Regions from separate parts of the Homo sapiens genome. Here region 2 is linked to region 1. Evidence: chromatin loops called from intact Hi-C (ENCODE). Cell type or tissue: heart right ventricle. All regions are shown on one strand. Each heading gives the region's core, and the rest is flanking DNA. Links, peaks and the distances in the headings are about the cores only. Region 1 holds the start of LOC124901387 (a long non-coding RNA gene). Region 2 holds the start of PLN (phospholamban).

What was found. A loop is a pair of places that touch in the nucleus more often than their neighbours do. Peaks named below come from ENCODE experiments on the same cell type or tissue, not always from the same donor. Only the 100,000 strongest peaks of a DNase experiment are listed, where the experiment ranks them.
Region 2: it touches region 1 in a loop (2.3-fold over the local background); 2 of 110 quality-filtered maps call a loop at or near these places.

The regions. Positions count from the first base shown.
Region 1 is chr6:118,298,909-118,316,292 of GRCh38, reverse strand. SLC35F1 (solute carrier family 35 member F1) reads right to left here. Exons shown (of 8, transcript NM_001029858.4): 8 at 1-2,265. The coding sequence ends at 2,041. It overlaps LOC124901387 (a long non-coding RNA gene), which reads left to right and starts at 5,826. Exons shown (of 2, transcript XR_007059723.1): 1 at 5,826-6,045; 2 at 12,977-15,653. In heart right ventricle, for the core only: a CTCF peak has its summit at 7,239; a DNase peak (open chromatin) is centred at 8,522; H3K27ac peaks cover 6,874 bases.
Region 2 is chr6:118,548,111-118,558,172 of GRCh38, reverse strand. All of the region lies in intron 3 of CEP85L (centrosomal protein 85L), which reads left to right. It overlaps PLN (phospholamban), which reads right to left and starts at 9,877. Exons shown (of 2, transcript NM_002667.5): 1 at 9,781-9,877. In heart right ventricle, for the core only: a CTCF peak has its summit at 6,902; no DNase peak of the experiment used is centred there; H3K4me3 peaks cover 8,000 bases; H3K27ac peaks cover 8,000 bases.

The sequences.
Region 1 (17,384 bases), core at 3,783-11,782:
TCCTAGGGGGCTGAACTGAGATGACCATTACATCCGAATATCAGAGAAGATAATTTTTCTTCTCTATCTCCAAGGGTAGGTCCACTTACCCGTTATAGAAGGCAGGCAAAAAGGCCATGTGGGTGCTGACAGACAGTGTGGGATGCTTTTGCCTGCCAGATTTAGGCCTTGTACAGGCACTCTGGGATCAGTCCTTCTACTGTAGTCTGTCCTTTTACTTTCCAGAGACCCCACTGGTGTTTTGCTTTGCTTGCTTATGTAACACATGTTGATTTGAATTGCCCAATGTCTCATAAACATGTATTTTTCCCCTATAAACCCTGTAACTCCATTGAGGATCTTTTTGAATGGTATTGAAGTCAGTCAAACTAAAAGAGTACATCACATACTGACACATAGAATCTATTCTAAATAATAGAGGTCTGTGGTGTTTCTTAATTTCCTGTGTTTGAAAAAAGGGCTATTTTAAGGGCAACAGATTAGACTAGTGACATATCACTCAAGGTCTTATCAGGATCCTGCAGTATTCTCTGGGTCCATAAGAATGTCGTGTCGGCCGGGCGCAGTGGCTCACGCCTGTAATCCCAGCACTTCGGGAGGCCAAGGTGGGCGGATCACGAGGTCAGGAGATCGAGACCATCCTGGCTAACACGGTGAAACCCCATCTCTACTAAAAATACAAAAAATTAGCTGGGCGTCGTGGCAGGTGCCTGTAGTCCCAGCTACTCGGGAGGCTGAGGCAGGAGAATGGTGTGAATCCCGGAGGCGGAGGTTGCAGTGAGCTGAGATCGTGCCACCGCACTCCAGCCTGGGCGACAGAGTGAGACTCCGTCTCAAAAAAAAAAAAAAAAAAAAAAAAGAATGTCGTGTCAATATATCTGTTATTGAATGGATGCCAAATATGACCAAAATGCCAGACTTTTTCAATGATGACATTGTTACCACTGCAAAGTGGCCAAATCAATTAAGCCATTTTCAAAGACTGCTCCACATCAGCACCTTGACTTTGTTAGGAGGTGGCACAACCAATGATTTTCCACAATAAAGGTAATTTCCATGCTGGTGTATTTTTAAAAAGGTGTCACAGAATTAAAAGGGCAGAGGACCATGGCTTTTTCCAGTGCCTTGATTAATTTCCATATTATCACTAAGGAAATCTGGAAAAAAAATAAAAGATAGTTTTTGAAGAGAGGCTACAGGGAGGAGCAGAAAGATTTTATAATTATATATTGTCCTAAACACAAATGATATTATTTCTGGGGGCTCCCAAAAGCCACAGTAATGGAACAGTCCTTATCCTGTTATTACAGGGACTTGATTAGCAGAATCACGTGGCACAACAGAAAGGCAATGGCCTGGAGTAATCAGAGATCGAAATATAAAAAGGCTAAAATGTTTCTTTTATATCTATTCCTAGAATAGAGAAGTATATGGTCAGTTGCCCCTCCCCACAAAGGTCACAGCACAAAATACTTATTGAGCAGGCAATCCAACAGGTAACAGAGGAAACCATTAACCACCAGGTCCCTAGGAAAAGGAAACTTCTCAGGGGTGGAGCTCCTGTGGCATGCATCACTCATATAGTCTGTGCAAAAAAATAAAGTATGACTCTTAAAAAGTGAATTGCCATAGAAAAGTGGGGTTTATGTTGACTACATGTGGGTCTGGCAATAGTTTCCATCAGGAGTACAAAACATCCTCCTGAAAGTTGGTGTAATAACAGTAACAGCAATAATAATAATACAAATCATAATAACAATAATACTTGCTTTTGATTCAAAAATTTTCACAGTAATGAATGCAGGGGAGTTGTGATCAGGATACACGTTAGCTAGGCATCCTTCCAAGTCAGGTGGATTAGAGCCTGTGTCTCCAGTGATGTTGAGCTTGTTCCTTTCACAAGCTTTTGGAGGATTTGCTACCTTGCAGTCCACCTGTGTAAACTGCACCTAGTAAATACCTTTCTCTATGTACAATACAGAGATGATGGGCAAAAACATGGCCAATGAGTTGGCCTCAGTTGGCAGGGCGGGCCTCACCCTAGGCCACACGAACATGAGGCTCCTCTTCGGTCTCCTGGCCCAGGCTGGTGTAGGTGACTGAGGGTTCCACCTGAGCTGTGGTCGGTAAGTCCACAACAGGTCCTGAAGGATTGCGGAACTGCTTATACACTCGGGGGTCCTGGGCTATGTAGGTGGAGGTGGAGGAGTAGAGCACCAGCCCAATGAGGATGGTGAAGAAAGACAGGAGATAAAGTCCTGAAAACTAAAAAAACACAACAGTAAAGTCATTTGACAGCCAGGGCAGAACCACTGACACATTAATGAGGCACACAGAAACATGAGCAGAGCTGCTTCTTCTCAGAACAGGCAGCATGATGAGTTGGCCAACACCGTTGATGGAGAATGAATTTTCTCATCATAAACTGGCTTGGTCCTATTGATTCTCCTTATCTTTCCTAGACCCTGTGGCTAACACAGAGGAACACTTAGCTAATCATCTCTAAAGTGCCAATCTGAGGATCTGGTATGGTGCGAGAACTAGTTAAGCACAAATTAAAATGCATCAAGTTAAAAGCAAAAAATCTCCAGTATCAGTCAATAAAAAGTTGGTTGTTTGTGGCTTCATTAAACCTAGAGAAATACAGATATCCCCTTTAGGGTTGTAATGAAGCCATAAACAATGAACCGCTCACTGACAGCTGCATCAGGGCACTCTCATTTCACCTTAATCCAATTCAGACACTATTTGTCTTCCTAAGAGGAATTGTTACTGACTTTGGTAAATATCTTTGCAAGATTAGATTATCCTTGAACAGAAAGAAATAGTACAACATTCCATTCCTGCCCCACTAATCTGTAAACAAAACCAAGCAGGACTGTATATACAACATTCTGCTTCCTAATCTACTTGCTTGACAATTCATAGAGTTTGCGGGGAGAGGGAGAGAAAATACTGGTTTACACAAGTCGCAAGAATTTACATATGTTTTTGGAAAATTATGACTCCTGGACCTTCTTGAATAGTTACACTGGAAGTAGTTACTTCAGTAGTTACTGGGGAAAGAGTATGGTAACAATATGAGTATTGCCATTTCTGGTGTTTCGTTCATTCATTCCTTCATTCACTCCTTCACTAAATGAATAGTTTCTTATATGCCTTCTCTATATCAGACATTGAACTATGCACTGGAGAAAGAGAAATGAAAAATATGTTGATGCCTACCATTTAGGACTTAATTGTCTCAGTGGCCGAACAGGTACAGATAGACAAAAACAACACAATGCACTTACAGCATGCCAAATCTCATTTCAGTCAATAGTTAATATCCCAGTCTTGACCACATCCTGCGTCCATGGGGAAAAAAGGATCAATTTTATTGTCCTTAATGCTAATACTGAAAGAACTAAAAACTGCTAAAAAGACAAAAATTAATTGGAAGTTGGAAGAAAGGAAAACAGGAAAATGACCCAGAGATTCTATGAAGTAAGTTACAAGGCTATAGTACAAAGCTAAAAGATGGCTCTAACTGTAGTTCAATAATAGGAAAGGGAGTCTTGAAAATGGCTCATAAAAAAAGGTATCCCTGCGGCTAAACGTCCCTGCTACAGCGTTTTTTTCTTTCTTTCTTTTTGCAGTAGTGAGGGAGCTAAGACTAAAGATGCTTTTCTGATTTTCTTTCTAGAGCACTCCACACCCTGTCCCTCAATTCCTTTATTTTTCACATTGAAACCATATGATAACCCTACTTCAGATGGATTTATGTACTAGACTCAGCTTGTAACAGCTTCACTTAATTAACTTGACATAATTCACTTTTCCCAATGAAAATGAATGTGCCTCATTCTTTGATTCATAAATTTGTAAAATAAAATGGTATAAAAAGAAGACCACTAACAGTACAGTTGTGTATGATCTCAGAAAACCTATTTACACTCAAACTTGCTTCCTGAAATTCTACATTCAGGAGCTTCACCCTTTACCTTAAACTTCGGTGAATGAAATAGGTCTGTTCCTAACATTACCATCATTTCAAATATTTTATTAATTACTTTCACTTTCAAAACTCCACCCATACGTCTCTAGTTTCAAGCAAAGCATCTTAGGTGTGAACCTGCCTCTACTACAGCATATGGAGGTAGAGAGATGAAGAATGAGCGCTTTATAGTTATCACTGCATTCTAACCACCAAGCTGGCTTCAAATCTCAGCTCTGCCACATTCTAGCTGCAATTCTGGACACATTTCTTAACCTTTCCAGGTCCAGGCTTCCTTCTCAGTAAAGCACACCTACTATAGGGTGGTTAAAATATTAAATTAGATAAGGCATGTAGAACACTTATAGTTCCTATCTTGCTGTAAACATTCAATTCACATTAGCTTCATTCTTATTATTGTTTTTGTTATTACTATAGCACTTATTTTATCATAGTAATACTGATATATTTTATAATAATCTGATATAGTCATTGATTACATTTTCTTTTTTTCTTTTTTTTCTTGAGACAGGGTTTCACCTCTGTCACCCTAGGCTGGATGCAGTGGCACAATCATGGTTTACCGCAGCATCAATCTTCCAGAATCATGTGATCCTCCCACCTCAGCTTCCCAAGTAGCTGGAACTACAGGCGCCTGCCACCATGCGTGGCTAATTTTTGTATTTTTTGTAGAGACAAGAATTTTGCCATGTTGCTCAGGCTGGTCTCGAATTCTTGGGCTTAAGCCATCCACCTGCCTTGGCCTCCCAAAGTGTTAGGATTACAGGCGTGGGCCATCGCGCCTGGCCTAAATTGTCTTTTTTCAATAGTCTCCTGATTATGAGGTTGTGTTTTGTCTGACCAATGTCAAGTACAGAGCCTGGCACCATGTAGACATCTACTAAGTATTATCTGCTATTTTTTTTTTATCTTGAATGAATAATGGGGAAGTTTCAGACTAAAGAAAGAAACATAATAAAAAATCAGCCTGTACCAGTGGAGTAGTTCAAACTTTTTAGCTTTAAACTAGATAATGCAGTGCCTTTCTACTACATAAAATGCTCAACAAAAACCCATTAAGAAGGAAGTCATAGTATGAATCTACAATCATTGACTCCAAAAATCATCTTCAAACCTGGGGTCATTCAGAGGAGTATGATAGGACAATGAATTGGAAGAGACAATGAAGAAAGCTAGAGTCTGGATAGAAGACTCAGGGCTGCTGATCAGTGGATTGGCATTGGAGATGTCATAAACTTGGGGTGGGCAGGATTTGGCAATTGAAATAATGTAGTGGTAGAGACAGGAAAGGATTGGATACAGAGTATCCAGGTAGAAGGATTGGATTCCTCTCCATTTATGATTTTAGACTTGATCAATATGACAAAGAATATACTGTTAAATTTTGTAAATCTAATGCCCTCGCTATTGTAATGTACTGCTTAAAGGATCATCCCTTTTTTGGACATGGAACCATCAGGTTGAGCGAGAAATTCCTTACAGAATTGTTTTCTTGGGACACAGCTTTAGCATAATAACACATAGTTTATTTTTAATGCACTTCTATTTAATTCATATGGAATTCAGTCAAAAAATAGCTCCAAAGATAGATAGCATGGGATTTTATATGGTGGAAGTATCTTGGAAGTCACCCAAGAGGCTTTATTAATAAATGGTAGAGAAAGTTTTCATTTTAAATACAAGTCCAAAAAGACAGCAGTCAAGCAAGCATTATGATTAATCAGGATAAATGCTGAATGTTATAAATGTTGACAGAAAGGTTTTATTTTTTTAAAAAAAAAGTAAAAAAAGTTTTATTTTTCCTTCTTTTTAGTTTAATTAAGAAAAAGAAAATTGAATCAGGGCTAATAGAATGATCCCCTATTCTGGATGGTGCACTTATCTTGTAGAACATTCATTTAAAAAACCAATCAACCAGACAAAAGTATTGTACAATCTAGGCTACTTACTAACTGCAAAGAAATACTTATTTCTATCTCCCCAAGGAAAGACATCAGGAACTTCTCTGGAATGCTATATGAGGACTGAAAGCTGTCTCTGAGTTACAGGTAAGGGAAGCTCAGGCAGAAGGTGGCTGTCTCCATTGGAGAGCAGGGGCTGCTTGCTGTCCAAAGTGTACTTGGAGGTCTTCTCCTTTGCAAACTGTAGCCATCAGAATATGCTGTTTGTTCTGTGCCGCAGACATAGTTTTTCCTGCATTTTATCTAACTGGAAGCTCTAAGAATCTGAGAAAGGATACATCCTATATTAACAGGATCATACTGCAGACACTGCTTACTTTGCTGCTGTCTTTTTCTACCTTCATGAATCTCTTTGAGAACACAGGTCAGAAGGCACTCACTGCACATAATGAAAATCCCCGAGTGCTGCTTAAAACAATCTGACTGAGACACAAGCTATTATACAGGACGAGGTGGCTTGGAGGATGGATAATAAGCCTGTACAAAGCTCTTTAACTTCCAGACAGAGTTAAACCTAGCTCTTAGAAAGCTGGCCTGTCAGTTTGATTGCTATTTGGTTGATGTGGCATTCAGCACATCACAGACCAAATTTTCATTTTATTTTTGGCATTTAACTTCTAAGTTGAATTTTAACAAACTAATGACTTCAATGGACTTAAATCTATACAAGTAGAAAACCATGTGGTTTGAAAGTCATTTCAAAGTACATTTATAAATACATCAACTAGACTATGTGAAGAAGAGGGCAATGCTTCAAGGGCAACTTTCTTTTTCTAGCTTGACTGAAAACATGGCAGAGGTCAGCAGAGGAGAACATGGGTGATCCCTAGAGAGGCACAAAGTGGACTCTGGGTTTCAGCTCTACTTTTATTGAATGCATGTACCAAGTACTTCTATATGGTGGGCCTGGTTTTTTCCTTTTTCCCTGGGAAGTGTACCTTAAAGAGTCCCTTTAAGCATATGTCTCTGTGTAATACAGCTTTTAAAGGCTCCTAGCCTGGTGTGGTAATGCATGCCTGTAGTCCTAGCTACTCAGGAGGCTGAGGCAGGAGTTTGAGGCTGCAGTGAGCTATGGTCCTGCCACTACACTACACCTGGGTAAGCTGTCTCTTAAAAAAAAATACACACACGCACACACACACACACACACACACACACACACACATCTACAGGCCCCTTCTGGTGACCTGATACCATCTGCCTTCTGAAATTGCATTCGTATAATGAATGCTTGTTTTCCTTGAGCACTGTGAGTAGCCTGAGAGAACACTGCCCCTGATGGCTTCTCATGTACCACACATGAGCTAAGGCCAATGCTTTCAAGCCCTCAGATGTTCCCAAGGCTATCTATGATGAGTGGAGGAAGCAAACACCAAATATTTCACACCGTAGCTCAAGGGTGCTATTATTGTTAAACTTCAAAAGACATGTTACCTTTTGGGGCTCTATTGGATATAAGCCTGCCATTGAAACAGATGTACTACTTGGAAACATGATAATGGCAAGAGTTGAAACTGGTCCATGAACTGCATAAGGGGCTGCACAGAAATGAATACAAGGATATTTCTAAGTGTTATTAGACATGACTTCTGATGAAAAGGTATTTCGCATATATGAAGGATATGTGGCCATCAGGTGACCATAATAACCATGTCCTTTCTAGTTGTTATTCAGTTTATTTTAAAAAGACACAGATGTAATTAAACTTTCCCATATTTTTAACTCTTTGGCAGAAAACATCTATAAGGGTAGAGTCTTGGAATCTGCAAATTTAACAGTTGCTTCAAAATCAATGCAACCATGGGTAAGCAGGAAAATACCTGGCAGTGATTGGCCATTCTCAAGGTTATGTAGCACAGCCCAGAAAATGTGGGTTTCGGAGCTAGTAGGGAGAATTTCCATGTAGAGCGACTGGTCTGTTAATTTCAACAGGCACATTATTCCTGGGAAAAATGAGACTTTTAATTAAGTTTGTGAAAACTGTACTGCTTATTCTTTGCCATGTAAGACAAAGTGTCCTTTACTTCCCTACTCTGTGAAATAAAACGCACACATGAAAATAAATCAACTTGCACGCTAACCATAACTTCTAGATCAAGAAGGAATAAATGAGCCCAATTCTGTTTAAATTGGAAGAAGATTACCAGTTTGGCAGTCCTGGGTACCAGAGTAGTTTTAAAGATCCATCAGTGACTAAATGAAAGTAACGTGAATTAAGAGTAAATCATTCATTCAATGTAATGCTGCTATAGTGAAGAATAACTAAAAGGGGAGTCCCACTTTATATGTGAATTAAAGGGTGGACCTTTCGGCAACTGTCTTCGAAGAAATGAAGCCAACCCTCTGCGTGTCCTTATAGGGAGGGAGAGGACAATTCAGCATTGACAATACAGCTCAACTCTTGGCAGTCCTGTGCTTCTCAGAGGGCTGAGGATCATACCTGGAGCTTGGGTACAATTGCTTGGTGCAGGACGAAAGGATGTTGGTTAGTGCTGAGCGTGCTGTAAGCTGTGGCCTGTAACGGTAAGACCCTGGGACGAAAAGCTCTGCCAGGTCCTGATCTATTGCCACTGGGCCCGAGCCAATTGCTATTCAGGCCAAGACAACTAGACGAACCTGGCTCCATGGAAAAACGAACACAAACAAGTTGATGCCTGACCTCCTAATTTTGGCTCTGCACTAGACCAACAAGATCATTTTTATTATTATGAAGTGCATTAAAAATGCAAAAGTTCGGCTTCTGAGTTTACTGAACTGGAAATAAATTGCCAGAAGAGACCAGAGCTTTTTCAGATACTTTCAAACTCCTCAATTATTGCTCTGTCTCCTTTCTCATGTCCCTTATTTCTCCTCTTTTTCTTTTTTTCCTTATTTCCTTTTCTGTTAGGAAAAAAAAAGGACTAAATCTTTCTGGTTAAATATTGTGATATTTTGCTCTTCTAGGTCATTCAATGCAAAATATTAAACATGGGAAAGCTACAGAATCTACTGACAAATACCAAAATCAGTTGTCTTTAGAGAGTAAGAATAATGACCCCCACAAACCCCTGCCTCTCCTTCTTTCTCCAATTTGAGAATTTGAATCTCAATTCATGTTAATTTAATCAAGACAAAAATAAACAAACGAGTGCCTTAGTCAGAATGCCAAATGGATTCTGTATTCGTATCAGAAAACCAAATCATTGCTAAGATTTAAATACTTGGGAAATGATTTATTCTCCAAGCATTGTGTTGTTAAAGCAAAGAGAAGTAGCAACCATGGCCCTTGGCCTCTGTGTGCCTACACTATCACCCAGGGCAAGGCTGTGCTCTGAGCTGCTATCCCAGTTTGGTTTATGAGGCCTTCTGTTTAGTTTGCAAAACCAATTCATTTGGCAGTATAATTTGTGCAGCCAATCACATCTAAGGCCAATAAGAGCTCTTTTATAGGCAAATATCTTCCCCTGTGGGTAATTTCACACATGAATACAGCAATCGGGAGCTAAAAATGGATTTCTGCCATTATCTTCTATATGACAAACAGACAGTTTCACTTGGTCTGATGAACTGATAGAAATCCTTGTTCACACAGATTTCTATTTTCTGCATTCCAATAAAAAAGAGAGGCCGTAATAGCCAAGCCAGAAGTGGAACAGAGGGGCTTACTCTGTGGGAATGTTTAATTATAGGCTCAGTTACAACAAAGGCCATTCAATGGCTCATTTATGTCACCTTCCCATGCATCGTTCTTATTATCAGTAGTCAAAAAGACATTACATTTGTGTGGGAGGCACACTGAGCAGTGGCCTTCATTCCGTTTGGACTTTTGCATCACAAGACATCTACTTTCCCTCTGCAAAACACAGAGGTACATGCTGGGCTACAGCAATTTTGTAAGAGACTGAATTTTAAAGCCAGGGAAAAATACTGAGTTTGTAGAAGTGGTAGTGTAGCAGCTCAACAGATCCCAGAGACTTCTGCCCCATTACAATGGAATCAAGGGGTGGAAATGGAAATGTCATCATTTTCTATTAGCCCTGTTAGCCACTAGCAAAATTTATGCTTCCTGTCACTGCAACCTTTGCTCTGTTGATCTTAAAAATTTAAGGTCAGAGAGAAGAACGCTTCTGCCGGAAGACAGAACAAAGGTTCCATGCACTGAAAGTTAAGGCTGCCACCTGGCCATTTTGGGCTCCTCATGCTTCTGAAACAATAGGCAAAGAAGGGAGTTTAGTTCTGGCTGTGTGGCTGAACTTAATTACCGAGGGGAAACTGGACTATTACTTTACCAGGGAAGTAAGGAAGAGCCTGTCTGGCATACAGGAGGAGGTCCTTTAGGGCATCTCTTAGGATTATCATGACCTATGATAAAAGTCAATAGAAACTACAATAAATCAATCCAGGCAGTACTATTAGTGTACTTGACCCTTCAGAAATGAAGGTTTAGAGTCACTCCACGAGGTAAATAACCATGACCAGGGAATACAGAAACCACAGTGGAAGAACATACCAGCTGCAACCATGTGACCAGTTACAGAAACGAGGACCGTAATTGTCATAAATAGTTCTTCCTTGTTATGAACACACTTCTGTGTGTGTATATATAGCAAATATATTTGTTTTCTTCCTACCCTTGTCTCTTTATTATATAACACAAGATAACATTATATAATATTGACTTTATATCATAATATTAAAGGATATGAAGGAAAAGGGTGAACATCATCATCTAAGGACTTTGCATCTGCTTGTAAGGCAAGGGTTAGTGTGTTTTCTAATTGTATGCAGGATAGTCATATCATGTTAGGCAAAAATAGCACCTTATTATTATTGTCTTTATTTAGATATTAAGTATTATTTAAAAGACATGTGAAATTGATGCCAAGTTGAAAAGGGATGGACTTGTGATGGTTAATTTTATGAGTCAACTTGGCTGGGACACAGTACCTAGGTATTGGACAAAACAGATGTTTCTGTGAAGGTATTTTAAAAATGAGATTGACATTTAAGTCAGTAGACTTTGAGTAAAACAGATCACTTTCCATAATGTGGGTGGGGTGAGCCTCACCCAATCAGTTGAAGGTCTTGAAAAAAAAGACTGAGGGCCCCCCAGGAAGAGGAAACTGTACCTCCAGATTGCCTTCAGACAACTTTTTTCCTGGATTTCTATCCCGCTGGGTCTTCCTTGTAGATTTTGGACTTGTCAGCCCTCAATGGCCTGAATCAATTCCTTAAAATCAATCAATCTCTCTTTCTCTCTGAACACACACACACACACACACACACACACACACACACACACACACATTCCTGTTGATTCTGTTTCTCTGCTAATATAATGACAATCTGTGACACTAAAGATCTTTGACTGTGATGTAAACTTGTAACAATTTCTCTCTGTGTAAGTTTTAGAAGTGCAATGTTTAATGATATTTTTCAGGGAATATCAAGTGGTGTTTCATGATATGAGCTCTAGAATCAAAATCATGGGATTTACATGCCTGTTTGCCTCTTCCTTGCTGTGTCTTGGACAAGTTCCCTACATCTCCAAGCCTCAGGCCACTCATCAGTTAACTAAGGACAATAATAGCACCTGCTATATGAAATCATTGTGAGCATCGAATGAGATGAGATATAAAACTCTTGGTATAGTGCTTGCCACATACTAAATGTTAAACAAATGTCAGTGATTGTTATCCTTACATCACGAAGAGTAAATTCTAAAGCCAAGATTGGTATAAAAATCTTCCTCAGATGCCTTTCTGAAAAGTTCACCACAAATCAATTTGAATTGCAAATGCATTTATGGAACTGGCTATTTAAAAAAAGAACAGAACAATCAACCCATCTGGAATAGAAGGCATTTTCATCAGTGCAAATAATCAACCTCTGGCTTATAGACTCCATGTTTGGACCTGTTTATTTCAAGATTTCTTTTCCTTCTTTCTTTCTTCTTCTTTTCTTTTCTTCTTCTTTTTTTTTTTTTTAAGAGATGAAGTCTTACTATGTTGCCCAAGCTGGAATGCAGTGGCTATTCACAAGTGAGATCATCACACACTATAGCCTCAAACTCTTGTTCTCAAGCAGTCCTGCCTCAGCTTCCCAAGTGAGATATTTTTAATAATGCATAATTACATAAGTCACAGGAATCCTCATAATTTTCTATTCTGTTTACATTGTTTATCAATTTTGAGCAACTACTCTGCATTGGCACAAATCATGTTTGAGCACCCATGAGCATATATGAGTAACTCTAGCAATTCACTTTACTTCCTTGGTGTGGTAGGCTGAAAAATAGTCCACCAAAAGACATCCACATCTTAATCCCTGGAGCCTATACACATTACAATATTTGGAAAAAGAGTGTTTGCAGATGTGCTTAAATTGAGTATCTTGAGATGAGAGATTATCCTTGATGCTATGGACTACATTGTGTCTCTCCAAAATTCATATGTTGAAGCCTAACCCCTAATATGGTTGTACTTGGAGACAGGGCCTTTAAGGAAGTAATTAAGGTTAAATGAAATCATAAGGGTGGGACCATGGTCCAATAGGATTGGTGTCCTTTTAAGCAGAGACACCAGAGAGCTTGCTCTCTCTTATTCTAAGAAAACAATATTCAGGAAAGCATAATGAGTAACAACTCTAAATTAGGTATGATCATCTTAGCAAACAAAGCTGTAGTCTACTGCTTCCGAAGTATTTTTGTATATATCATTTCATTTTTAAAACACCAACCCCTCAGAGAAGCATAGAGTACCACGATAAGCATAGAGTACCATGATAAGCATCTTGATGCTAAGGAAGGTGGAGGTGTGAGGAGGTTTAGTAGGTACTACTAGGAGGTTTAGCAGTACACCTAGGTCTCAGATCTTGTAGTGACAGCTTACACAGTGCCCAAAGGCCTTGGCCCTTGGCCCAATTCTCTTCCCTCTCTCCTAATTACTTTGTTAGCTGCATTACAAAGTAGTAATTCTTTTTGTTTCTTCCATTCCCTATACTCAAGCTTCTAAGGGCAATCTATCTTTCTTTTGCATAGGGGAAGGACTCAACTTTAATTCAACTTCTGTTGGAACACCCTTAATGGATTATTGATAAACTTGGAAGCTGTTCTTTTTCAATTTATAGCAATGAACAATCATCAGGAAATACTATCATGGCTGTGGGAAGGAGGAAACCCCTTGACAAAATGAAAAATGAGCTCCCTTGCATCAGTATTGGAATTCTATATTTCTTTCTCTTTCATGTACCTGGTGGTGGCAAGAAAGACAAAAAAATGAAATAAGTAGATGAGTAAGTTATTTGTAAAGAATATTATGAAATGGCAGCTGTCAAAAAAGAAATCATATTATGGGTTTAATGTTTTTTTTTTTTTCTAAATAAGCTGTTTGTTTCCTGATAAACAGTTGCTACCTTCTCGCAAATAGCCTTCAATATTCACCTTTAAATTCCAGAGTATCATGGAGAAGTATGGGCACTGGGCTCAAAGTATTCCATACTAAAACTTAACAATGTCATTATTATTGAATTTTCACAGTACTGTATATTCCTTGAAATCCATGGGGTAGTAGGAAAAAATGTAACTGAGACATTCAATAACATTGCTAGTTTCTTTTTCCTTTTTAAAATTAAACTTTATACCTATTAATATCATAAAAATTAAATTGTCTAATGTCTTAAGACTTGAAAACAAAGTGAACTTTGAGTTATGCTATTATTATGTAAGCAAATTTTTGCCCTCAAAATCTAGAGGTGTCCCCTAAGTTTGACATTCATGAACCAATATATTCATAACCATCTATATGTGTCTATGTATTTTTGAGGAAGATGGGCATGGTGAGACATCACCAAGCTGTAAAAAGACCTGTAACTTGAAAAGGACTTCTTTGTTGTAAAATTAGCCTGTGTGTATACCAGTCTCTTTTCTCTGGATATATGATTCTGGGAAAAGTTAATTTGATAATATTATTGTTACTTCCTGAAATGGTTCCTCCTGGGGTGCACTATATGTGTGAAATCAGTTTAGAATGCTCTCCCTGTCTCCCATGCGTTTCCTTCCCAAATAGTTGACTGTTCTTTATAAGCTACTGCTTTAACATTCCTTCTCTCACACATCTTAGCTCAGGGCTACTGGTTTGCATTGGTACCCACTCATTCCTCGTAAGTAGTGAAAACCATAAACTATTAAACTGAAGATATTTCACAGCATTGTGTGTATGCTACAGATATCCTTATAACAAAACTAATAGATACGGCGTTAGATGCCACCAAGAACTCAAATAGGGGGCAGACACTTCACTTAAAACTGGGTAGAAATAATTACAATTGGCTTTGAAAACAAGTTTGCACATTTGAAGTGCAAAGAAATTTGTAACATTTTGTGTATAGCTTCAACCTTTAAGCAGCTTTATTAATGACACACTTTGTTGAGGAAATGGTTGTTTCCTGGTGCCAAAGACTAAAGAAAAGCTTGCAAGGACAGTTACAGTCTACATCAAGGGTCAGAAAACTAACAAATCTGGCATCTACCTGGTTTTGTGAATAAAGTTTTATTGGAACTCAGCCATGTCCACGGCAGTTGTGTAGTTGTGATGGAGACCGTATGGCCTGCAAAGCCTAAAATATTTATAATCTGCCCCTTCATGGAAAAGTTTGCTGACTGCTGGCCTACCAATATATCTATATCTATAGCTACCAATATAGATGCCTAAACATTGTATGTGATAATGACTAATTTCACAATTTAATGTGGGATGATATGAAAAATAAATCTAAATATTAGCTATAATATTAAAATTTATTTTTTCTACAAATAAATTTCTTACCAAATGTTAAGCCTTTAATGTGAGTTCCATTCCTTCATACCCCCCCTTAACACTGCATACAGTTATGATGGTATTGAACTCATTTTCTGATTTCCATGTTCCCTTGAGATGTTCCCTAAGCAATCTATCAATTCAATCAAAGAATGAATCAAAACAGTGGCTCACTATTGTGTGGGATCTGAATTTTTGTTTTTCAGCTGGTTTCATCAACTTGAGACATAGAGTTGACATTTATCAAAAGCTTTCTGGCTTCCAACATGAAAATTTCTAGATAATGTTCAGCCTAGAAAGTGGAAGATTAAACTTCAATGTTTCCTGTGAAAATAAACCTTCATTAAAAAAATAATTACCAAACACCTACTGTGCCAGGCTCTGCAGTAAGCATCAGAGACACAGCACCCAGCAGAGAAGGAGCCCTATGAGGTCTCTGTCATCCTGGAACTTAGTCCTGACCTCCAACATAAAGCCAGTCCTTTCATTTAAAGATGGAATTGGTTGGAACACAAAGGAAACACCAGTACAATTCATAACTACGGAAACCTCCACAGAGCAATGGAACACAGCTACATTCCTGCACCTGGAATGTCTGGTTTCATGAGCATCCAGAAGGAAGCGGGTGTGAAACTGATCACCAACATGTACATTCTAATTAAATTCAGTCACATTGCTAAAGCTGAGGACTCACAGAATGGTTATAATGTACTTATTTAAAAAATAAAATTTTATTCTAAAATAATTCAAATGAGAAGGAAACCAGGCATATGACTGTAAGTTAGTACTTAGCAATCTAATGAGTGAAGAGTTCTTAAATATAACAATAGTCAAAACAGAAACAATGAAAAACTTAGACTTTTTTGTTCATATTTGTCAATTAAAACTGATCATAAACCATTTTAATCTTCTAACCAGTGTCTGTTATAATTTTGTCCATTTTTTCAATGGCAAAGATTCCTATTTAGAGTTCCTTCTTATTCAAGGGGATTGCTAGCTTTGTTTTCAAACTGAAAATAACTTTATTGTTTTGTGATTATAAAAATGGGTAAAAGTAACAAATGTTCATATAGTGTTTTAGCAATACATAAGTTCTGCAATACTTAAAAGTGTGAAGAACATGAAATACAAGTATAGCCATCACTCAGTATCCATGGGGAATTGGTTCCAGAATCTTCCTTGGATACCAAAATTTGTAGATGCTCAAGTCCCTCATATAACATGGTGTAGTATTTGCATATGACTTCCTGTATACTTTAAATCGGCTCTAGATTACATATAATACCCACTACGATATACCCACTACAATACAGATGCTATCTAAATAGTTGTTATTTTGTATTCTTTAGGGAATAATGACAAGAAAAAAAATGGTCTGTATAAGGTTCAGTACAGATGTAATTTTTTCCCCTTAATTATTTTCAATCCATGGTTGGTTGAATCCATGGATATGGAACCCATGGATACAGAGGGCTGATTGTACTAACAATTCTACTAGCCTTAATAACAGCATTATTTGTTGAATATTCACTGTGCTGGATATTGCAGTAAATGATTTACATGTACTATTTCATTTATGCCTCACAATTAATGAGAGAAGTACTATTATGACCCCCCTTTGGTGGGAAAACTATAGTTTAGAGATGTAACTTTTGCACGAGGCTGTGTAACTGGTTGTTTCAGGGATTCTTAACCAGGGGTCCCTGTATAGAATTCGTGGGGTCTGTGAGCCTGGATGAGAAACCTGGACCTTATTTTCACTGACCTCTAACTGACATTTAGCAATTCTTCAATTGCAAATGTAGGCATTGAGCTTCAGTGGTATTAGAAGCACTTTAGCCTTTTCCACCAACATAAATCATACACAGTGTATATTTTTACTTCGCATTACAATCGCTGCACATCTCTCCAAATATCTCTTATGCTAATCACTGCTTTGAAATGACAGTAGTTAATAGATCTGCTTCTAGATCTTGTGATTTGTATATTACTATATCATCACATTTTAAAATATTCCGATAATGTTATTTTAATATAGTTGGTTCTGCAATTCCATATATTTTATTTTAGACATTTTAAAACATTATTAAAACAGATCTCTAGGCTTCATCTGACTGCCAAACTGAGCCATGGCACAACAAATTTATGGACCCATTGGTAGGAAGTGGAGCTGGAATTCACAGCTGGGCTGTAACAACTCATGACAACGCTGCCATTCTGCCTGCCCTTGGAAACGTTTACATTTTCATAAACATCCTTTCAGATTTGTCTCTATGGACACAAATTCTTGCTTAAATGTTTATATATGAAAGTATGCATGCGACTATGCCAATAAAAGGTTTTATTGTTTGTTTGTTTTTGAGATAGGGTCTCACTGTTTGCTTAGGCTAGTGTGCAGTGGTGTGATCATGGCTCACTGCAGCCTCGACCCCCCAGGCTGTAGTGATCCTCCCACCTTAGCATCCCGAGTATCTGGGACCACAGGTGCATGCCACCATGCCCGGCTAATTTAAAAAATATATATGTTTGTAGAGATGAGGTGTCCCTATGTTGCCCAGGCTGTTCTCAAACTCCTAGGCTCAAGCAATTTTCCCACCTTGGCCTCCCAGTGTGCTGGGATTACAGGCATGA
Region 2 (10,062 bases), core at 2,063-10,062, 240 kb before region 1:
TTGAGACCAGCCTGGCCAACATGGTGAAACCCTGTCTCTACTAAAAATATAAAAATTAGCTAGGCTGGTGGCATGTGCCTGTAATCCTAGCTACTTGGGAGGATCGCTGGAGCCCAGGAGGCAGGGGTTGCATTGAGCCCAGATCATGCCACTGTACTCCAGCCTGGGTGACAGAGCAAAACTCTGTCCCAGGAAAAAAAAAAAAAAGCCAACAAAGATAATTACCCAGTATTTGGTGAATCAGTGAGTAACAGTGGTTGTGGTGGTCTATTAAAAACATGGAATCATGTTTGAGAAATGAAAATTGTCAGGAGCACATCCAGCTCCATGCAGATCAAAAACAATTCAAATACGGTGGGATCTCTGAGTGCTTTTGTGCCATAGCGTTTATTGTCATGCATTTGTATGATCACCGTAGACTTTACCAATTTTTATTCGATAATAATTTGTATTCATCCATTCATTCATTTTTCAACCCTCTTATTCTGGTTTGGGGTGCTGGTGGCTGGAGCCAATCCCAGCAGCTCAAGGAGGGAGGAACCCACCTTGGATAGGAGGCCACTCCATCACAGGATACACTCATGTACACACTCACACTCAACCCAGGACAACTTAAACATGCCAGTGAACCTAATGTGCACTGTTTTGGGATATGGGAGGAAACCAGAGTCCCACAGATGTGGGGAGAATATGCAAGCCCCACACATACTTAAATGTTATAACAAAATGACATAGAAATGATGTTATTTGAGGACCTGCTGTATTTGGTTTAAGGTACAGCTTGTTTTGGGTTATTCTTTTGGGTAAAAGTTCTAACATATAGTTTCTTTAAATCTGTTACTCTGTAGATGTAATTGGTTTGATCAGTCACTGTATTAATAGCTCCAGAGCCAATCTCATAAAAAGGAAATGCATACAACAAATTGTTCCCTGGATCTTAATTTTAATCTAAAATAAAATAGTGTTAAATGGGAAGTGTTTTACCAAAAATATAGATTCAAATTGTTATTCCTTTTTATGATTTTATAGTTTTATAGAATGTTATCTTAAGTAACATTTTAATAAGATTTGATGTTAAGTACTGAAGACTGTCAAGCTTGGAACACATAGTAATTATTATTATCTCACTACCACAGACATATCCTATTTACAGACTTCTACTTAATAGTAGTAGTTTCCATCATGCCTTCTTTCAGAGATCCCACAAGCTATTGCTGCCTGTGGGGCCTATACTTTGATGATTAATAAAATAAGAATTTACATGTCATTACAGAAAAATTATATATAGACTGAAAATTAACTGTATTAACTGTCCAGAGATAATCGTTATTAACACTTGGGGACATTTTGTTTTCAATCAGTATACTTATGTGTCAATTTTGAAATAAGAAAAATGAAAAACGGAGAAAAAAAGTCAGTAATTAACTGCCAGACATAGTGACTGTTAACATTTGTTGATATATTATTGTTAATCAACATATTACTACCTTACCCCAGGTGTCAGATTTTATTTTCTCCTAAGTCCTTTTATACATCCCATAAAAGCCCATCTCAACCTGTTAGCCCATTCCTGAGAGAGGAAAGTGCTGAAGGGAGCAGAAGGAAGTGCTGAAAGAATGGCAAAGGGGAAGGTAAGTATCAGGCATGACTAGTTAGAACCCGGCATTTACTTTGGCAAAGAAACCATATGGTTTATGGTGTTTAGATTCTGTAGTGTTCAACTTGGGTCTATTATATTCTGAATTATATAGTAGACTGGGCATTTTTGGCTTGAGACTCTGTCCCCCTTCATAATATTGGTCTGTAGCAAGGAGTTCCAAACACTCAACTTCTATCAAATTTTCTTTCCTTAAAGAGTTATTAACTACCTGTATTTTTCTAGCATATATTCTTCATTGTCTAAACAGGTGGCTAAAGGCTGTTATTTAGGTTGTCTATAACACTTCTACTTAGAAAATAGCAGCTTATAAAAGCAGAACTACCATTCGACCCAACAATCCCATTACTGGGTATATATCCAGAGGAGTGTAAATCTTTCTGCCGTAAAGACATACACCCATGAATATTCATTGCAGCACTATTCACAATAGCAAAGACATGAACCGGCCTAAGTGCTCATCAGTGACAGACTGGATAAAGAAAATGTGGTACATATACACCATGCAATACTATGCAGCCATAAAAAAGAATGATATCATGTCTTTTGCGGGAACATGGATGGAGCTGGAGGTCATTATCCCTAGCAAACTAACATAGGAAAAGAAAACCAAATACCACAGGTTCTCACTTACAGGTGGGAGCAAGATGATAAGAACTTATGAACACAAAGAAGGAAACAACAGACGCTGGGGTCTACTTGAGCGGGGAGGATGGGAGGAGGCAGAGGAGCAGAAAACTGTTGGGTACTGGGCTTAATAACGGGATGATGAAGTAATACATACAACAAGCTCCCCATGACATGTGTTTACCTGTGTAACAAACCTTCACACATACCCCCAAACTTAAAACAAAAGTTAAAAATAAGGGACATAGCAGCTTAAACTTGACATATATTTAATGACTTTTGTTTGAATTCTTCAGGTAAAATATAAATAGATTTTCTTTTGTTCTTTATTGAGATTCATCCTTTAAGTTGCTTATGTTGATATTTGCTTATGTTGATATTTGCTTATTGTAGATCTAGTGGATTGGAAAATTATGGGAAGATTTTATTTATATTTGAGTAGTCACTTTTTTTTTTTTTTTTTGAGACAGTCTTGCTGTGTTGCCCAGGCTGGAGTGCAGTGGCACGATCTCGGCTCACTGCAAGCTCCACCTCCCGGGTTCACGCCATTCTCCTGCCTTAGCCTCCCGAGTAGCTGGGACTACAGGTGCCCGCCACCATGCCTAATTTTTTTGTGTTTTTAGTAGAGACGGGGTTTCACCATGTTAGCCAGGATGGTCTCGATCTCCCGACCTCGTGATCCACCCGCCTCGGCCTCCCAAAGTGCTGGGATTGCAGGCGTGAGCCACTGCACCTGGCCGAGTAGTCACCTTTTATGAAGATGTGTAGCAGAATACAGTTAAGAAAGGAATAATAATTAGACTTGGTAATTCCTATTTGAACATATGGTTTTGTGAGGTTTTTGGGCTTAAGTGGTCTTAAAAGGTCAGAAATTTTAAAAATTATTTTGAGACAAAACATGGGAAAGGAGGGAGTTGGCCAGGAGTTTATCATGAAGCATATACAGGAGTCATCCCCTACGTTGACACTGGTAAGTTGTACTTCAGTCACATGAAACATGTCACCTTTCCATAAATACTCCATTCCCTTTTGTGATTTTGTTCTTTGCACATGTTGTTCTATCTCTGCCTGGAATGTGTTCTCCACCTTTTGATTGTCTGCCATGCAAGCTTCAGTTGATTCTTAAGGTTCAGTTTAAATATCACTTCCTAGTGAAACCTTTCATTAGTTATTAAGGTGGAATTGGTTGTCACCTCTACTGGTTTTTAATAGGGCTTTAGTGTTATCTATATGAGGATATCTGTCAGATTATAGCACAATTTCAATTTACATGTTTGTATCCCCAGCTAGACTGATAGTTTCTGAAGTAAAGAAACTGTGTGTTTATTTAGTATCCTAGTACTTAGTGCATAATTGGTATGCTTCAATAAATCACTAAAGTTAAATAAGGGATTTTTATGACTAAAACTATTAGAAAATTGTTAATTAAAAATAATGCTGTGGGCAGGGCATGGTGGCTCACATCTATAATTCCAACACTTTGGAAGGCCTAGGCGGGACGAATGTTTGAGCCCAGGAGTTCGAGACCAGCTTGGGCAACATAATGAGACCCCATCTCATTTTTAATTAATTAATTGTTTTTATGAATGGATGAATGAATGACTGACAGGGTCTTGCTCTGTCACCCAGGCTGGAGTGCAGTTGTGCAATCGTGGCTCACTGCACCTCAACTTCCCAGGCTCTAGCGATCTCCCTGCCTCAGCCTCCTGAGTAGCTGAGACCACAGGTGTGCGCCACCATGCCTGGCTAATTTTTGTATTTTTGGTAGGGACAGGGTTTCACTGTGCTGCACAGGCTGGTCTCAAACTCCTGAGCTCAGGTAATTCCTGGGATTACAAGTGTGAATGACCATGCCTGGCCCTCATTTTTAATAATAAGTTAAACAATTTTAAAAATAATGCTGTGATTGACAGATTAACTAGTTCTAATAACAATTTGTTAGTTGGACATGTAAGCTCTAATATTTTCCTCAAGTCTCTTTCTATCACAGGTGAGAAAAATGAGGCTTAGAGGATTCACCTAAATTAATGGTTACCTGATTAACACAGTATTAACCTGAACTAGGCTTTGTATAAATGGGTTTTTAGTATTTGTGAAATACAGAGATATGCCCTAAAGAGATGAGCTCTTTACTGTTTAAAGCATAGTTAACATACTTTAAAGATGATCTTATAATCCTACAACAGCTAACTGTTATTGAAAAAGAAGAGTTTGTTTCTGGAAACAAATTGGGTGTAAAGGAGATGACCAAAAATAGTATCCTGTTTCTTGTCAGATTTAGAAATATGCCATAATCCTAAAGTTATTTGTAACTACTTTATGATTTTATGCCTAAACTTAAATCTGCTTTACACGCTAAAATGTTAATGATATACATTTAATTTATTGGGCTCAATTTTTTACAGTTATCATCTGAAATGTGTGGAATCCTAGTTCTACTGAATACCAACATTTGTATGATGATAATTAGGCCAGATTTTATCCATAGAAGATGGGGCTTCCTGTCATACATTGAGAATTGAAAACCTTTGTTGTGGGAACAGCAGAATCCTATTTTTGGAGTTGTCTGTGACCTTTACTACATTATAATTTATGGCATGGTTGTCAGATGTTTATCATTCTCTTCTCTGCACTGACAACCACTGTATGAGTTTCCTTTTTTTTTTTTTTTTTAATTTCTTAACAGCTAAGCTGTTTAATAGAGTACTTTTTCGATGGAAAGCATACAAAAATAGTTTAGTTTTATTTTCATGTTATCTGATCTTTTTAGAGCATTCTGTTAGTCTAATCATAAATAGTTTTGGGATTTTCTGAACTTGTATATGGCCTAAACAACCATGGAAACTGAAGCTGCTCTCCACCCTTTTATTAAAAGAATGACAATATATATAAATTGGTTGTTTTGACACAAGAGTGGTATTCATTTATAGATGAATTTTAAAATCAAATTGTCTTCTAGGCCCTAGAATCAAGAGTATTGAAAACATGAAAGGTGCTTGTTAGGAGTTTGGGTGTAGAAATGCCAGACTCCTGTCTCTTGAGTTACATGTCAGAGGCAGGAAAGTATCCACAGAGTATCTTATGTCTGTGGATCCATGATTACTCTACTTTTTAGGGGAATGAGAAGAATAAAAATAAAGAATTCTTTACTATTCTTTGTGGGATTTATAAATCCTTTGGTTGTCGTCCTTTCCTCAAGAAAAGTAACGCTGGAAATTAAAAAAAAAATCAAGTTCAAGATGGTATTCTGGTTTTTTTTTTGAGGTGGAAGAAGGAAATAGAAAAGCCATTAGGCAACTCTAATCTTTTGACTAATGTCATATACCATGTTAGGCAACATGTTTGGTGGAAGCTACTATATATCAACTCCTTCAGGAGTCCTTACTTTGTCTGCAGTGAGTCCTGTTTTAGCAATGTAATATCAGATGCATTCTTGTGCGGAAGGAACCTCAATAGTCTTCTGAAAACTTTTGGTGGCCTGCTTTATGACTTGCTAGACAATTGATACTTTAATGATGTTGTATATGCTGAGCATTAATCTCCATCTATACTTTAAGTATGTTCACTTCTTGCAGAACTTCTCAAACTTCAGTATTTTTGGTGGTATTCCTTTTGCTGAAATAATAAATTCCTGGGATTCTTTATGTTTGTAGAATTTAGAATTTTGCTTTTCTCCTTTTAATTTTGTTTATTCTTTTAGTAAACATGGGAGTACTGAAGAAATACTTTATTAAATTGAATTCAAGTAATATCTAAGGCTACAGTCTGATATACTCTAGGATGTTTTTTCCATCTAATTGGTTTAGAAGATTAGAATTTTCTATAGATTGAATAAACAGGACTTGTCTATATTTGGATTGTTTGGAATTTTATTTTTCTACTACTTTCTGACATTTCCACTGATAAGCCATAAGTGAATGTGCATATACCCTTTTTTGGACTTGTGGTAATAAATTAGGACAGTTCATCATTAGATTTACGATGAATCTGTTGGCTTACAAAAGTTCACTCCAGTGGAGTCATTTTCCTTTTGAGATTGCCTAATACTAAACTTGGACATTCTATTTGAAGTTACTTTGTGGTAGCAACATTCCAGAGCTTTGTTGGTCCAGACTGGCTGTTTGAAAGAATCTTCAAGCTGCTTCTGTCTGGTTATGAAAATAATTGTATATGCATAAAAATCAATATATTCTCATTCCTAAATTGACCCATAATGAAGTGCTTCTCATGTTAAAGCTCTGTCTTGAGGAGAATTCATTAAACAACAGCACAGAGATATTTTTCTCTCTAAAACTGACAATTTAGCTTATTGCTGTTGCTATATTGTCTGTAGGTTTGCCTTCATTATTGTTTTTTAAATATTGAAACAATGCTTTACAAGTGTATTTACAAGTAAAATATTCTTCTTAACCCTGTAGGAGTTGGAAATTCAGAATCTTTTCTGGGGGAAGAGAATATGGGGAGGTAGTATTGAGAAAGTCTTAAGGATTTAAAATGAATGCCACTTAATAAATATACCCCCTATTAATGTGAGTGAGTTAGTCAACCTTTTTTTTTGTGCGGGGGTTGGGGGTTGAAAACTAAAGATGGAGTACCTTTTCAAAGGCACTAGAGGTCCTCAGTTGACTATGAGTATGCTGTACATCCAGGCTTCATTTTCATGTGTTTATTTGGTAACACATGCTTCAGAATTACTCTGGGTAAGAACTTTGAAATTGTACAAAGAGACTACTTGATTCTAGGGAACCTAGAATAAAGTATCGAAATGTGATTTTTGTGAAAGTTTTGAGGAGATGTTAACTTGGATTTTAGGTATCAGATGAATTGAAGGCATGAGTATTTTAGCAATGAAACAAATAAAAGGAAACTTTGATTGATTGGGGTGTGTTATTTTTTTTAAAGTCTGTGCAGTTAGTTTGAATTTTGCCTTCCAGGAGGTATTGCTTAATAACTAAGGGCATCTGTAATTTTCGTATATTTCTGGTTTTGAAAATGATCAGTAGAATATAATTTAGACTATTAAGAATGTAATGCTATGCATAAATTGAATTTAAATGGAGTGGAATGGCTTTTAATTAAAATAGAAGTTTGTATTCTCTGAATTTGCCTTTTGCCTTTTAGAATATCATTTACAGTATTTGGGGGCTTTCAAATTTTGTTTGTCAGTGTCATGGTTTACTTTAAGCCATGCTGATCAGTATATAGAGGATGTGCATGTGGCTTAGTGACAAAACCTAAACTTCTGCCAAGGTTTCCCTGTTTTCTTAGTTCTGTGATCTTGAGCAGTTCACCTTTTTGCATCTTTCCTAAATTGTAGAATAGGGATGCAGTATCAAATATATAATTAAGAGGACCAAATGAAATATTTGTGTACACGAGTATATTAGGAAATTGCTCTTTAAGAATAAAAAAGAAGTGTTCATTGGCCCTCCTCATTTCTGGGATTGGTAATATATTGTCTAATTTGGAGAGGTAACTAGACTTTAGGTTTTTTAATTAAAAATTTAATATATTACATAATTTAGTGTACATGTGTAATGAGTACATTAAAACATTAAAATACATTAAAATTTTCTGAAACTATTGTATTTATGCAATATTTTATTATTTCTTAATCTCACTAATTAAAGATATGATTATATACCCAAATGTGATCATTTTCCTTTATGCCTACTAAAATACAAATAAAATGGATTTGATATTTGAGTTTTAGGAAATGATAGTGCTGTCACGCCTTTTAGTAAAGCAAGTACTCTGGCTCTTTCATGCGTTTTTAAAACTTAATGCTTCTTAATTTAAACATCTTTCATATTTTTTCCATTTGATTTCATCTAACACTTTTTTTAGCACTTACTTTGAAACCACATGTCTTCATAAACAAAGATAATACTTAACTTGCACCTTAAGGTATAGATGAACTAGTTGGGACACAATGTATGGTACTACCACATTATATTTGAAATTTTAGCAGTCTCTGTAACTGTAATTTCTGTTAACTGAGACATACTAGTGAGCTAAGGGTAAGTTTAATATAATTTCTGCTCTATCCAGAAGTATGTGTACTTTTTAGAGTAATATGTGATATAGCAAAATTCTGATACAATAAAATAACTCGTGAACACCCAATTTGAAGTGTGAGAATGTAATTTGATAGATATTTGAATAAAAATGCACAAATAACATAAGACACCTACACTGAATGACTTTTATGTACTATCAAAGGAAAAATATGAGTATAGAGATATGGAGACACAATTAGGATACCTCAGTGGTAGACAAAAATTATGTTTTTTTATGTCTTAAGGAAAGCTGCTTACAGAGTTACAAAGTTCTTATTTGTAGTGAGCAATAGAATTAACATTTGTCATAGGAATTGAGAATTTTAGAGATAAATTTTATTTTAACATATATATGAAATATGAAAATCAAAATAAATAAAATATATGTAATTTTCTGTATGCCCTGACAGAGATCTAAGAATGAGGAAACGTTTCATTTACTAAATTGAGGATTGTAACATAAAGAATAGGGTAGAATTCAAACAGAAGTCATAAAATTGATTGTGGCATCTCCATTCCTGGCATTTATTTTATTTTTTCCTTTCTTTCTAAATCCGAGAGAGGAAATGGAGTACCACTGGAGGATAATAACTTGACAAAACTATAGGCATTAATAGGCAGAAATCCATTTAATCAAATTTGTGTGAAAATAAGATAGTTAAGAATATTCGTGTGTCAAAATAACTTTTTAAAGTATCAAATTATTCTCTAACGTCAGATTTTTTGTGTTTGTGAACATTGTTTTAAAATTTCTAAACTTCTTTATGATACAATATTGAATTTAATATCAGTAACTCAATTTATTAATAGCATGGAATTTTTTTAGAAATGTTTGTTAAAAGTTGACTGGACTTTAGAGGGGAAACATCCTCAAGGGCACTTTAAAAGTAGCTTGTATTATATATTCTGAAACTCCATTTCATTATTCACTGTATGAAATTATGATAATATTGGAATAGGCATGCTGATAATGTGCATGTTGTAGTCAAATGACTATTCATATTAGTTCAGATGTAAATAGCTCAGTTCTGCACTGTTTCTCAGCAGAGCAATAAATAACAAAATTAAGTCATTGTTTTTGCATGGAGAAATTAACCACTACTACCAAATATGGTAACATAATTGGAAGATTTTTTAATTGGCAGAAATTCACATTTGAAAAGCAAAATAAAAGTGAAAGATAAATTTAAATGACAAACCAGTAACCAGGATCAAAGATGAATATGACCTTTTTCATTTCAAAGTTGTCTCATTTTTCCTGTCACTAAATGGATAAGCATTTATAAATTTAAGCACTTTGTCATGTCATTTTATTGCCTAAGATTGAACTGATATTCATAAAATTAACTCATTTTAAAAGTTCAGATTATAGAAATTATAGGAATTAAGAATTATAGAAAGTAAGAATTACCAAAGTCAGCGAAATCTGTTTCTTACCTTGGCAGCTGTGATCATCACAGTATAGAGTATTGTGTTGTATGAAGTCTTACGGGTGTTTAGCTGGGGAGTTTTCTGACTCTGTCACCCAGTTTATGGGAACAGTTGCAGTAGGTGGAGGAGAAAAAGTGTTCTAGGGAGGTCTTATGATGTCACATAGGAATTCTGAAGTTTCGATTGGTTAGCCACAGTCTCAGTCTTATCACAACCAAACTTTAGAACTTCTTACTTTAGGTATGGAAAAGTCATTAACACTTTGTGCTTCATCTTTTGTTTTTAATT